Linked DNA regions of Homo sapiens: region 1 is linked to region 2. The links are chromatin contacts, found by Hi-C or POLR2A ChIA-PET in ENCODE. All regions are on one chromosome and are shown on one strand. Each heading gives the region's core, a stretch centred on a gene start or an enhancer-like site at or near the end of the contact. The rest is flanking DNA. Distances are from core to core; before and after follow the strand shown.

Evidence for each region. Hi-C counts contacts between places; a loop is a spot of excess contacts on that map. ChIA-PET counts read pairs that join two places held with the same protein, here RNA polymerase II (POLR2A). Pooled maps may share reads with other maps.
Region 1: a loop to region 2 is called in a map of sciatic nerve, with 5 times the contacts of the local background. The contact joins two enhancer-like sites. A Hi-C loop is called at or near these places in 4 of 168 maps with a recorded cell type or tissue (CD8-positive, alpha-beta T cell, endothelial cell of hepatic sinusoid, ovary and 1 more) and 8 of 50 pooled maps. POLR2A ChIA-PET finds 5 or more read pairs at or near these places in 4 of 52 experiments (CD4-positive, alpha-beta T cell, activated B cell, activated CD4-positive, alpha-beta T cell and 1 more).

Annotation. Positions count from the first base shown.
Region 1 is chr15:98,598,483-98,604,334 of GRCh38, forward strand. No RefSeq gene overlaps it. Among named protein-coding and RNA genes, the nearest start is that of IGF1R, 47 kb to the right of the region's middle. RefSeq lists enhancers at 1,509-2,009, 2,010-2,510, 2,133-2,282. Within about 2 kb of position 1,954, at least 20 of the 41 ENCODE cell types and tissues checked have a DNase peak (open chromatin) inside an H3K27ac peak, as active enhancers do.
Region 2 is chr15:98,523,149-98,528,264 of GRCh38, forward strand. No RefSeq gene overlaps it. Among named protein-coding and RNA genes, the nearest start is that of LINC02351, 100 kb to the left of the region's middle. Within about 2 kb of position 2,168, at least 4 of the 41 ENCODE cell types and tissues checked have a DNase peak (open chromatin) inside an H3K27ac peak, as active enhancers do.

The DNA.
Region 1 (5,852 bases), core at 704-3,203, 75 kb after region 2:
GTCTGCAGAATGGGAATGTGCAATCTGTGTTTTCACTACCAAATCTCTAGCTCGCACTCAGCACAGCACTTGGCACTACAGTACGGTTCTACAAGCATTTGTTGAATTAACTAAGTTATATTTGACTGCTAGGAAAGCCCACTCTTGCATTGAAAGAGAGAGAGAGAGGAAGGAAGGAAGGGAGGGAAGGAAGGAAAGAGGCTTATTGCTTTCAAATTGATCTATTTAATTCAACACCTGCGAAAGCAATCCTGTAGCTTGGTGTTCCAGCTCTGGTTGTATATGCAAGTCTTAGTCATACTGGCTAATATTGACGGCTTATCACACATCACAGGTCATCTTACCAGATCTTAACAACACTTTTTTTTTTTTTTTTTTTTTTTTTTTTTGGAGACTGAGTCTTGCTGTATCGCCCAGCCTGGAGTGCAGTGGAGCAATCTCGGCTCACTGCAACCTCCACCTTCCAGGTTCAAGTGATTATACTGCCTCAGTCTCCTGAGTAGCTGGGATTACAGGTGCCTACCACCATACCCGGCTAATGTTTGTATTTTCAGTAGAGACAGGGTTTCACCATGTTGGCCAGGATGGTCTGGAGCTCCCGACCAAGTAGTCCACCCACCTCAGCCTCCCAAAGTGCTGGGATTACAGGCGTGAACCATTGCGCCCAGCCACAACACCTTTCTAAGTAGGTAGAATTACCATCATCACTATGCCCATTTTACAGATAAGGACAGTGAGGTTAAATTGTTGCCCAAGGTCACAGAGCCAGCAAGGGGTAGAGCCAGGATTCAAACCCAGGTCATCTGGCTGCACGCCCCAGCCTGAATTGCTGTAGATGCAGTTCTGCAAACCCATTCCTGGGAAAGAATGCTTTATTTTTAGGTGATAAAGACAAGCCATCTACTTCTGCAAAATCTTACATTTTAAATTTGAAATTCAAAGTTAGCAAAGCTCCAAATCAGAACCTACTGAACTCAAATCCAAGCTCAGAAGATGTGACTTCCAGCAAATTACTTAACATCATTGAAGGCTGAAAAAATACCTGTCTCCAAGAGATGATGTGCGGAAATTCTCTGGCTCCTGGTAGGCATGGAACTAATGATCACTAAGTGCGTTTAATGTCCTTGCTAGAGTAAAGAAAGCACTGGGCAAAGCTCATGGCTCCTAGTAGGTCCTCCGTGTCTGTTTTCTCCTTCTCCCTTCTTCCGTCTTTCATACACGTCGGGAGAAGAGTGTGGATATTATGTCCACATCATTGAGATAAAAGATATTTATCAACAAACAATTGCAGTTGCAACGGGAAAGCAAGACAAGAGCATGGGATCCATGGTTTGTGTGAATGCAGATAGCAGGGATGCGATAGCATACATATGGCAAATATTATGTGCCTAAAAGCTGGAGAGCTGCAAAACAGACCATTCCTATTTATAGTGAGAATAGACAGCCCGCAGGCTTTGCCACCACGTGTTCCTCTTGCTGCTCAGGATGAATGGGGGCTTCAGACCAAGTCCCAAGTTTTTAGTTAACAATCCACACCAAGTTTTAGATATAACATTTCCAGGGCCCCTATGTCATGAACTAAATATGTGAGGTTCAAAAAACTGGAATGGAATTTAATTTGCAGTGGGATCAGGACCTTTTGCGAGTAGCTGATGACCTAGGGTGGATGTAACGCATACACATGTGCAGGAGAGAGCTTTAAGCACCAGGGCAGAGCTGAGGCCTTCTTAAAAAAAAATGGTAAATACAATTCTGAGAAAAATCAGGCCCCTGTATTTCTTGAGCTGGAGAGAATTGGGCATACAGGTATGTTTACAAAGACTGAGCTCGCGGAAGAGGTTTTAAAAGACCAAAAAAAAGTCTCAATGGGAAAAGATACCTTCTGCCCTGCCTCCGCCACCTCCTGCTCCTCCTCCTCTCTCTCTCAGCTCATGCGCATGTACACACACACATACACACACACACACACACGCACACTTACACACACTGCACTGACGCACACATACACACACTGCACTGGCAAGGATCCCATCCCCAAGGCTCCTCGCTCCGGAGGGTGGTCACTCCCCAAAGAATGTGCTCTTTGGGGTTCCCCTGCGAGGGAGCCTGCAGCCCTCTCTCCTGGCCCTGCCTGCTCTCTGTCGGTTGCTTTCACTCTCACTTTCTCTTCCTGGAAGCCGTTTCCTGATTTACACTGATAGCCTGAAATCCTATGAATTCAAAGCTGCCACACTGTGTTCATAGCAAACATATAATATATTATTTAGTTCGTTTTCAATTACAAAGATATTTCCTTGAAAACAATCATTCACAGGAACTTGGCCATGTTTTAAATATGGGAAATAACAAAGTGGCCAAGGAAAGCCTTAGTAAACACGCAGGGAGAGCACACCAATCAGTCTTCTTATAGACATTTTTGTTTCCTTACAAAAACTTGAACCTTCATAACTTTTCACAGTAGAACACTGAAAGCCAAGAGACACAAATCATTCTAAAATAGTGAGTTAGCCATACAAAATTACAGAAAAGTCTAGATAAGTTGAATCGTTGGTTTCACTTTTTCCTTTCAAAACACCTTATTGTTAAGAAAGTAAGGCCAAAAAAAAGGAAGAAAGTTAAAAAGCCAAATTGGAAAACAATGGGAAAAAATATTTGAAGGACCTTTTTTTTTTTTTTTTTTTTTGAGATGGAGTTTCTCTCTGTCCCCCAGGCTGGAGTGCAGTGGTGCAATCTCAGCTCACTGCAACCTCCACCTCCCGGATTCAAGCAATTCTCCTGCCTCAGCCTCCCAAGTAGCTGGGACCACAGGTGTGCACCACCATGCCTGGCTAATTTTTTTGTATTTTTACTAGATACGGGCTTTCACCATGTTGGCTAGGCTGGTCTCGAACTCCTGACCTCAAGTGATCCACCCACCTTGGCCTCCCAAAGTACTGGGATTACAGGCGTGAGCTACCACGCCCAGCCAGATCCTATGTTTGATAAGGGACTAACATCCAGAATACATAAAGAATTCTTTCTTTCTGTTTCCCGGCCCCACCAAGGCAGAGTCTCTCTCTGTCTCCCAGGCTGGAGTGCAGTGGCACAGTCACGGCTCACTGCAGCCTGGACCTCCTGGGCTCAAGCGATTCTCCAACTTCAGCCTCTCAAGTAACTGGGACTACAGGCATGTGCCACCAAGCCTGCCTAATTTTTATATTGTTTGTAGAGACAAGGTTTCACCATGTTGCCCAGTCTGGTCTCAAAATCCTGGGCTCAAGAGATCCCCCTGCCTTGGCCTCTCAAAGTGCTGGGATTACAGATGTAAGCCACTACACCCAGCAGGAATTCATATAGCTCAATAACAAAAAAAAAAGACAAATAACCCAATTGTAAAATAAGCAAAAGATTTGATTAGATATTTCCCCAAAGAAGGTATACAATGACCAATAAGCACAAGAAAAGATGCTTTGCATCAGGAGTCCCCAAGCCTGGGCAGTGGACTGGTACCAGTCCATGTGGCCTGTTAGGAACCCAGCTGCACGGCAGGAGGTGAGAGTCGGGCCAGTGAGCATTACTGCCTGAGCTCTGCCTCCTGTCAGATCAGCTGCAGCGTGAGATTCTCATAAGAGCATGAACCCTTTTGTGAACTGACATGCGAGGGATCTAGGTTGCACACTCTTTATGAGAATCTAATGCCTGATGATCTGAGATGGAACAATTTCATCCCGAAGCCATGCTGCTCCCTCCACACCACATCTGTGGAAAAACTGTCTTCCATGAAACTGGTCCCTGGTGGCAAAAAGGTTGGGGACCACTGCTCCACATCATTAGCCATCAGGGAAGTGCAAGTCAAAACCACAGTGAGATGCCACTTCACATCTTCTAAGATGGCAATAATAAAAATGACAGATGAAAGCAAGTAGTAGTAAGAATGTGGAGAAATTGGAACCCTCATATGCTGCCGGCGGAAATGTAAAATAGTCCAGCCACTGTGGAAAACAGTGTCACAGTTTCTCAAAATGTTAGACACAGAGTAGCCATATGACCTGGCAGTTCCACTCCTAGGTGTTTACCTAAGAGAAATGAAATCTGGCCAGGCGTGGTGGCTCACGCCTATAATCCCAGCACTTTGGGAAGCCAAGGTGGGCAGATCACCTGAGGTCAGGAGTTTGAGACCAGGCTGGCCAACATGGTGAGACCCTGTCTCTACTAAAAATACAAAAATCAGCTGGGTGTGGTGGCACATGCCTGTAATCCCAGCTACTTGGGAGACTGAGGCAGAAGAATTGTTTGAACCCAGGAGGTGGAGGTTGCAGTGAGCCAAGATGGTGGCATTGCACTCCAGACTGAGCAACAGAGTGAGACTCCATCTCAAAAAAAAAAAAAAAAAAGAGAGAGAAATGAAATCTACATCCACAAAAGCTTATACATAAATGTTCGTAGCAGCGTTATTTATAATAGTAAAAAAGTGGAAACAACTAAAGTGTTTATCAACTATGAATAGATAAAATGTGGTATATCCATGTAATGTAATATTATTCAGCCATAAAAAGGAATGAAGTGCTGATATATACTACAGTGTGGATAAATCTGGAGAACAGTATCCTAAGTGAAAAAAACCGTGAATAAAATAGCACATATTATATGATTCTGTTTATATAAAATGTCTAGAATAGGCACATCTATAAAGATAGAAAGTAGATTAATGTTTCTCTAAGACTAGGGGTGGTGAAGACGGTAGGGAATGACTGCTAAAAGGTTTGGGGTTTATTTTTGGGGTGATGAAAATGTTCTAAACTTAGGCTGGGTGCAGTGGTTCACACCTATAATCCCAGCAGTTTGGGAGGCTGAGGCGGGTGGATCGCTTGAGGCCAGGAGTTCCAAACAAGCTTTGGCAACATAGTGAGATCCTATCTCTACAAAAAAAAGAAAAAAAAAAAACCATAAAAATGAGCTGGCCATGGTAGCACGTACCTGTAGTCCTAGCTGCTCTGGAGGCTGAGGCTGGAGGACCGCTTGAGCCCAGGAGTTCAAAGCCGTCGTGAGCTAGGATCAAGCCACTGCACTCCAGCCTGGGTGACAGAGCAAGACCTTGTCTCTAAAAAAAAAAGAAAGAAAGAAAAGAAAAATCTATGCTTTAAAATTAGATCATGGCGGATGATTGCATAACTCTATGAATATAGAACACCACTGAATTTAACACTTTAAATGGGTGAATTTTATGGTATGTGAATTATATCTCAGTAAATATATTTGAAATATAAAATTAGTACATAGTTAACATCTCTGTAACTCTGTGCTAAACACCTTAATTTATCATTTTGTTCATAACACACCATAGCACACCTGTTAGACTATTTCTATCCCTAATGGTTAAAAAAAATGTTTTGACATTAAATTGGAAAGAAATGACAATGGTTAGGAGTTAAACTTTCCACTTTTCTCAATATAAGTACTAGAAAATGTCATCATGCAAAGAACAGAATTCATTTACTTCATAGAACAACAACGGATGTACTTTTCAAGGTCCTTCCTACTGAAGAATGCTAAGCACTTAAAAAAAAAGTAATTCTTTTGAGAATTAGAAACACCACCTAAGTATTTTTTTCAAAACTTTCAAATAAACACACCCTAACAATTATTTTATTTTCTCAGGCACTAGCTAAATATCTCAAGTGGGGGCTTTTTTGGTGGTATTTCCCACCCCCCAAGCCCTTGCGTGCAGGTAGTGCCTCATAAGTGTTAAGAAAGTCTATGCACAAAGTAAATGACATCTGCCTACAGGATAGTGGTCCTGCTGTTTACAGTATTTCCACTGGATACACGAAGAAAATATGGAATGATTTTCACACAATTTCTCTGAGTGTTAG
Region 2 (5,116 bases), core at 918-3,417:
TTTAGAGATGGGGTTTTGCCATGTTGGCCAGGCTGGTCTCAAACTCTTGGACTCAAGCATTCCACCCACTTCAGCCTCCCAAAGTGCCGGGATTACGAGCTTGAGACACCGGGCCGGGCCCTCGGCATCTTGTAACAACTATCTGCTCCATCCGTCCATCCGCCCTCCCTCCATCACCAATTAAAATAACAGCAGCAGCTGATGTGCTTTCGGCTCCAGTTGCCAACACGATGCTGAGCACTCCACAGCCGTGACCTCACTGAATCCTGCTTAACGCATTCACAGAAGAGGAAACTGAGGCCTCTAGAGGATAACGCTTGGCCAGTAAGGGGCAGCACTGGGGCATGAGCCCAGGTCTATCTGATTTCAAAACCTGTGTAAAACATTCAGCTGGTGCTACTGACCGGATCAAAACAGTCCCCTTTACCAAGCTCAAATGCCATTTAAAAGTCCCAGGTCAGGCCAGGTGTAGTGATTCACGCCTGTAATCACAGCACTTTGGGAAGCCGAGGTGCGTGGATCACCTGAGGTCCGGAGTTCGAGACCAGCCTGAGCAACATGGTGAAACCTCATCTCTACTAAAAATACAAAAAGTAGCTTGGCGTGGTGCCAGGCGCCTGTAGTCCCAGCTACTCAGGAGGCCGAGGCAGGAGAATCGCTTGAGCCCGGGAGGCAGAGGGTGCAGTGAGTTGAGATTGCACCACTGCACTCTAGCCCGGGCGACAAGAGTGAAACTGTCTCAAAAAAAAAAAAAAAAATCCCAGGTCCCTCCTCTGCCGTACCCAGGGTGCCCTATGCCCTCCGCTGCAGAGCTCTCTCTGCCTGTCCATCCTCAAGGCCCATCTCAAATGCAGCCAGCTCTCTCCTGGAGCCCTAAAACACAAGGGCAAGGACTCTGGGGGACACTGAGTCCTGTGTTCAGCCCAGGATAGGATGAGCACATGTGGGCCACATCCTCTGTCTTGCCGGACTCCCTAACTCACAGCTCAACTCTGTCTCAGAGCAGTCACTCCCCAACTCACAACAACGAGAGGAGCTGGGGCATGCCGAGTACAACACAGCTTCCCTCCCCTCCCCAGCCCACCATGAAGACCCCTTCCCGTGCTTTTCCCATACAAAGCATTCAGTCCATTTGGGTGGTTGTTCAACTAAGCTCTCTGTTGAAACTGCTATTCATTTCAACTCACTGGGCAAGTGGCTTCCCACAAGTCTGAAAAAAGATTCACTGAACGTTCAAAGAAATTAAGAAAAACAAACTGGAGAGAGGGCTGCTTCCACCCTGGGGCCTGCACGCATGCTGCATGCTCCTCCCATGGAAACCAACTTCAATAGCGACCTTTCTCAAAACACACCCAGGAACTCCAGTGTTAAGGGGCAGGGACAGATCTGATCTTGATTTTTACTTTCTGTCGCTGGCCCTGTGTTCTGGGAAAGATGTTTGTCAGATCTGGACCACCCGTCTCCTACAGCAAGGTTGCAAGTTCAACGGAAGAGCATTGATTGACCAGCCCCAAGAAGATGCTGACCTTGGCCCTTTGTGAATTGACCTCCTGCCAGCGGAGTGCTAAGACACTGTGATCATTTGGATTTGCAGGGAGGGGGGCACCTCACCCAAGGCCGTCAGGTCTGAGGCCTGGGTGCTCAGGGTCCTGCCTGATTCTTGCAGGAAGCCTAGACTTGCTTGGCATCATTTCTGGTCACGTGTGATCAGGAGAAATGCAGTGAATGTTTTGCTCCTTCCACACCATGAAATCGTTTCCCCTACAGGTTATGCTGTGGGGGCTGTCACACTCCCTCAAAGAACTCAGTGGACTCTGTCCCAGGGCACCACTGCCCCAGAGCTCTAGTGCCTGGCCACCCAAGAGGCCACAGGGACAGGTCCCTGGGGGAGTGTTCTCAGCACTGAAGCCACCAGGATCAGCAGACACAGCCCAGCTCAATGATCCCGAGAGTGGGGGCAGCATCAGGCTCACCTCCGGAGAGCAGGGTCCCAGAGGCCACAAAAATTAACCCTCTCAGACCACAGCAAACTGGGGGAGAGCTTAATGCTCATAAAGTAACGTGGCACCCAGAGGCTTGGTTCCCTTTTAAAGATTGAAAGCAGGACGCAGTCCCCTGTTTCCCCAGGAAGAAGAGCCACAGAGCAGGCACCAGGGCCACCTCTCCTGGGCCGTCCCTCAACCCAGCCTGGGTGACTGGTGACAAGGGATGCCAGACTGAGGCCTGCAGCTCCAACCCACACCAAGGCCGCAGGCTGCCCAGCGTTTTTTGTTCAAATTTGTTCTCTTCCCTGAGGGATACTTCCCTCTCACACGGAGAATGTTTGGGTTGGCTTTCTGGAAAACTGGGTGGGAGTGAAAAATAGCTGCTTAAGGCATGAGGGGAGGGGGGATGCAACACTCACTAGGAAGAAAGATTCCCCTCCCCACCCCCAGGAGAAAGAAACCTCCCTCATTACCCAAGAGGAAGACCCCTCCATCTCCATCCCAGGAAGAATGAACACACACACACACACAATGAACACACACACACACAATGAACACACACACACACACCCACACACACACCCCTGCCCTGGGAGCAAGGAAGCGCCTCTCCCCCGCTCAGAACCCCCTCACTCCCCGAAAACCCGCAAGGCTGAGCTTTGGGAAGTAAACAAGTCCCGGCGCTTTACGCAGGCGCTGGGGGCCCAGCCAGGCCGCCACACTCGCTTCGCTGGTGACGGGAGGCACAGGCTTCCAGATGTGAAACGCTAACAGGCTGTAATGGCTTGAACTGAACAGGAAATATTTTTCCAAAGCCAAAAGAATGCAATCTTTTCAGTACAATGTAAAATGCTTTTATGAAAAAGGCACACAGTTAAAACGATAATTCACTGCAGACTGTAAAGAAACTGAAACCCCCAGCAAACCCCAAATTGAAGAATTCCCTTTAAGCATATGTTGACGTAGTTACCTTAAAAACAAACATAATGGTACGTCTTAAGGTGTCCTTTAGGGAAAATGCTTAAATCATTCAGAATCTTCGTATCAAAGCTTGGGTTCCCAGGGCTGCAGCAATAGATCCACTCCCTCGGTCACTGCCTGTCCCATCAGCCACGACCGCGGCTGGGTCAGCCACTGCTGATCAGTCCAGCAAGGCCTAATGTCCAAGGCCCTTCCTAGCACCTTTTGGTCCTTCCTATGTAAACTGCAAGGTCAACTAATGAAGACCTTGAACGGGATCAATGTTTTGCAATTAATCATTGATTTAGTATCACTAGCAAAATATTCTCTTCAAAGACTACCTTACCACAAAGGTTAGCAAAATCTTTTCAGTTTAACAAATGTAATTTGTATCATATGGGCCCATTATTTTAAGAAACATTACCGAAGACATTTTACATTTTACTAGCCTCACTCTTAGAAACTTGGACTTTGCCGAAAGCCACTACCTGGCAGCAACTATGAGGCAGTATGTCATGGGAAAAGCTGGCTGAAATCACTTGATTTTTTTTAGTAACGTGGGCTGTCATTCTTCAACTACAGTACGAACAATTCTTGCTCTGGATAATGTGAACACATTTTTAAGGACACAAAATTATGAAGTAGTATTCAAGTCTTTTTGTTTAGTTTTCTTGTTTTTTTGAGGCAAGGTCTCACTCTGTTGTCCAGGCCAGAGTGCGGTGGTGCAATCGCGGCTCATTGCAGCCTCCACCTCCCAGGCTCAAACAATCCTCCTGCCTCATTTTTTAATTTTTTTTGTGGAGACAAGGTCTCACTACAGGCTGGTCTCAAACTCCTGGGCTCAAGCGATCCTTCTACCTTGACCTCCTAAAGTGGTGGCTGGGCTTACAGGTGTGAGCCATTGCAGCTGGCCATCAAGTCATATATATATACACACACATATATATACACATATATATATACACATATATATACATATTATATGTATACATATATATATACACATATATATACACATATATATATACACATATATATACACATATATATATACACATATATATACACATATATATACACACACATATATATACACATATATATATACTTTTTTTGATATATATACTTTTTTTTGATATATATATACTTTTTTTTTTTTGAGACGGAGTTTCACTCTTGTCACCCAGGCTGGAGGGCAGTGGTGCAATCTCGGCTCACTGCAACCTCCACCTCCCCAGTTCAAGCGATTCTCCTGCCTCAGCCTCCTGAGTAGCTGGGATTCCAGGTGCCCGCCACCATGCCCAGCTGATTTTTTTGTATTTTTAGTAGAGACAGTGTTTCACCATGTTGTGCAGGCTGGTCTTGAACTCCTGACCTCAGCTGATCCACCTACCTCGGCCTCCTAAGGTGCTGGGATTACAGGCATGAGCCACTGCGCCCGGCCTCAAGTCCTATTTTTAAACAATAGTTAGGAATAGATACTGCTTATAGAAAACCTTTTTTTATTTTTGTTTTTCTTTATTTTGTCACATAGGTGGCCTGTTTCTTTCTTCACAAATCAATTTTCTTGTAAAAGGAATTTATTATAGAAGAAATCCTTATTAAATAAGAAATCTGCCAGAAGTGGGGGGGGGGTGTTAAATGACTAATTTTGGGCTCAGCAGAGAGCATGAAAACTAGTTTCTAATCAGAAAGAGGACAACATCAGAAAATATAGGAAGCTTGTGGCAAGAGCTCTGCAGGGGTCTGAACCCAGGTGTTCTGCACACCCGCGGTAGCGGTGAAGCATCCAAAGGGAGAAGAGTTCCAAATGCCACCTCAGCAGCTCAGAATCCAGAACCAGAAATGTAGCAGGGGTCCTGATTTCTAGGAAGGTATGTGCTTCACAGCACAGTCCAGTCCCCAGAGCTGCGTGTTCTTAAGTTGTATGCCTTAAGAAAACTCAATACTCACAAATGCAAACTTCCTTCTGAGCCTCCAAACCTCACCACATGATGTTTTAAAACTCAGAGCTACTTTTAACTTAAAGTATGCTTATGTTTAACTTTTTTTTTTAAGGAGGGCTGTTGGATTCAGTAAGGAATGCCCACAGTTGTGCAAGGCAGTGCCTGGCATTTATTTAATATCAAAGAATCTGAGGTTTTGTGCAGTCATCACCACAGCCTCCCTGG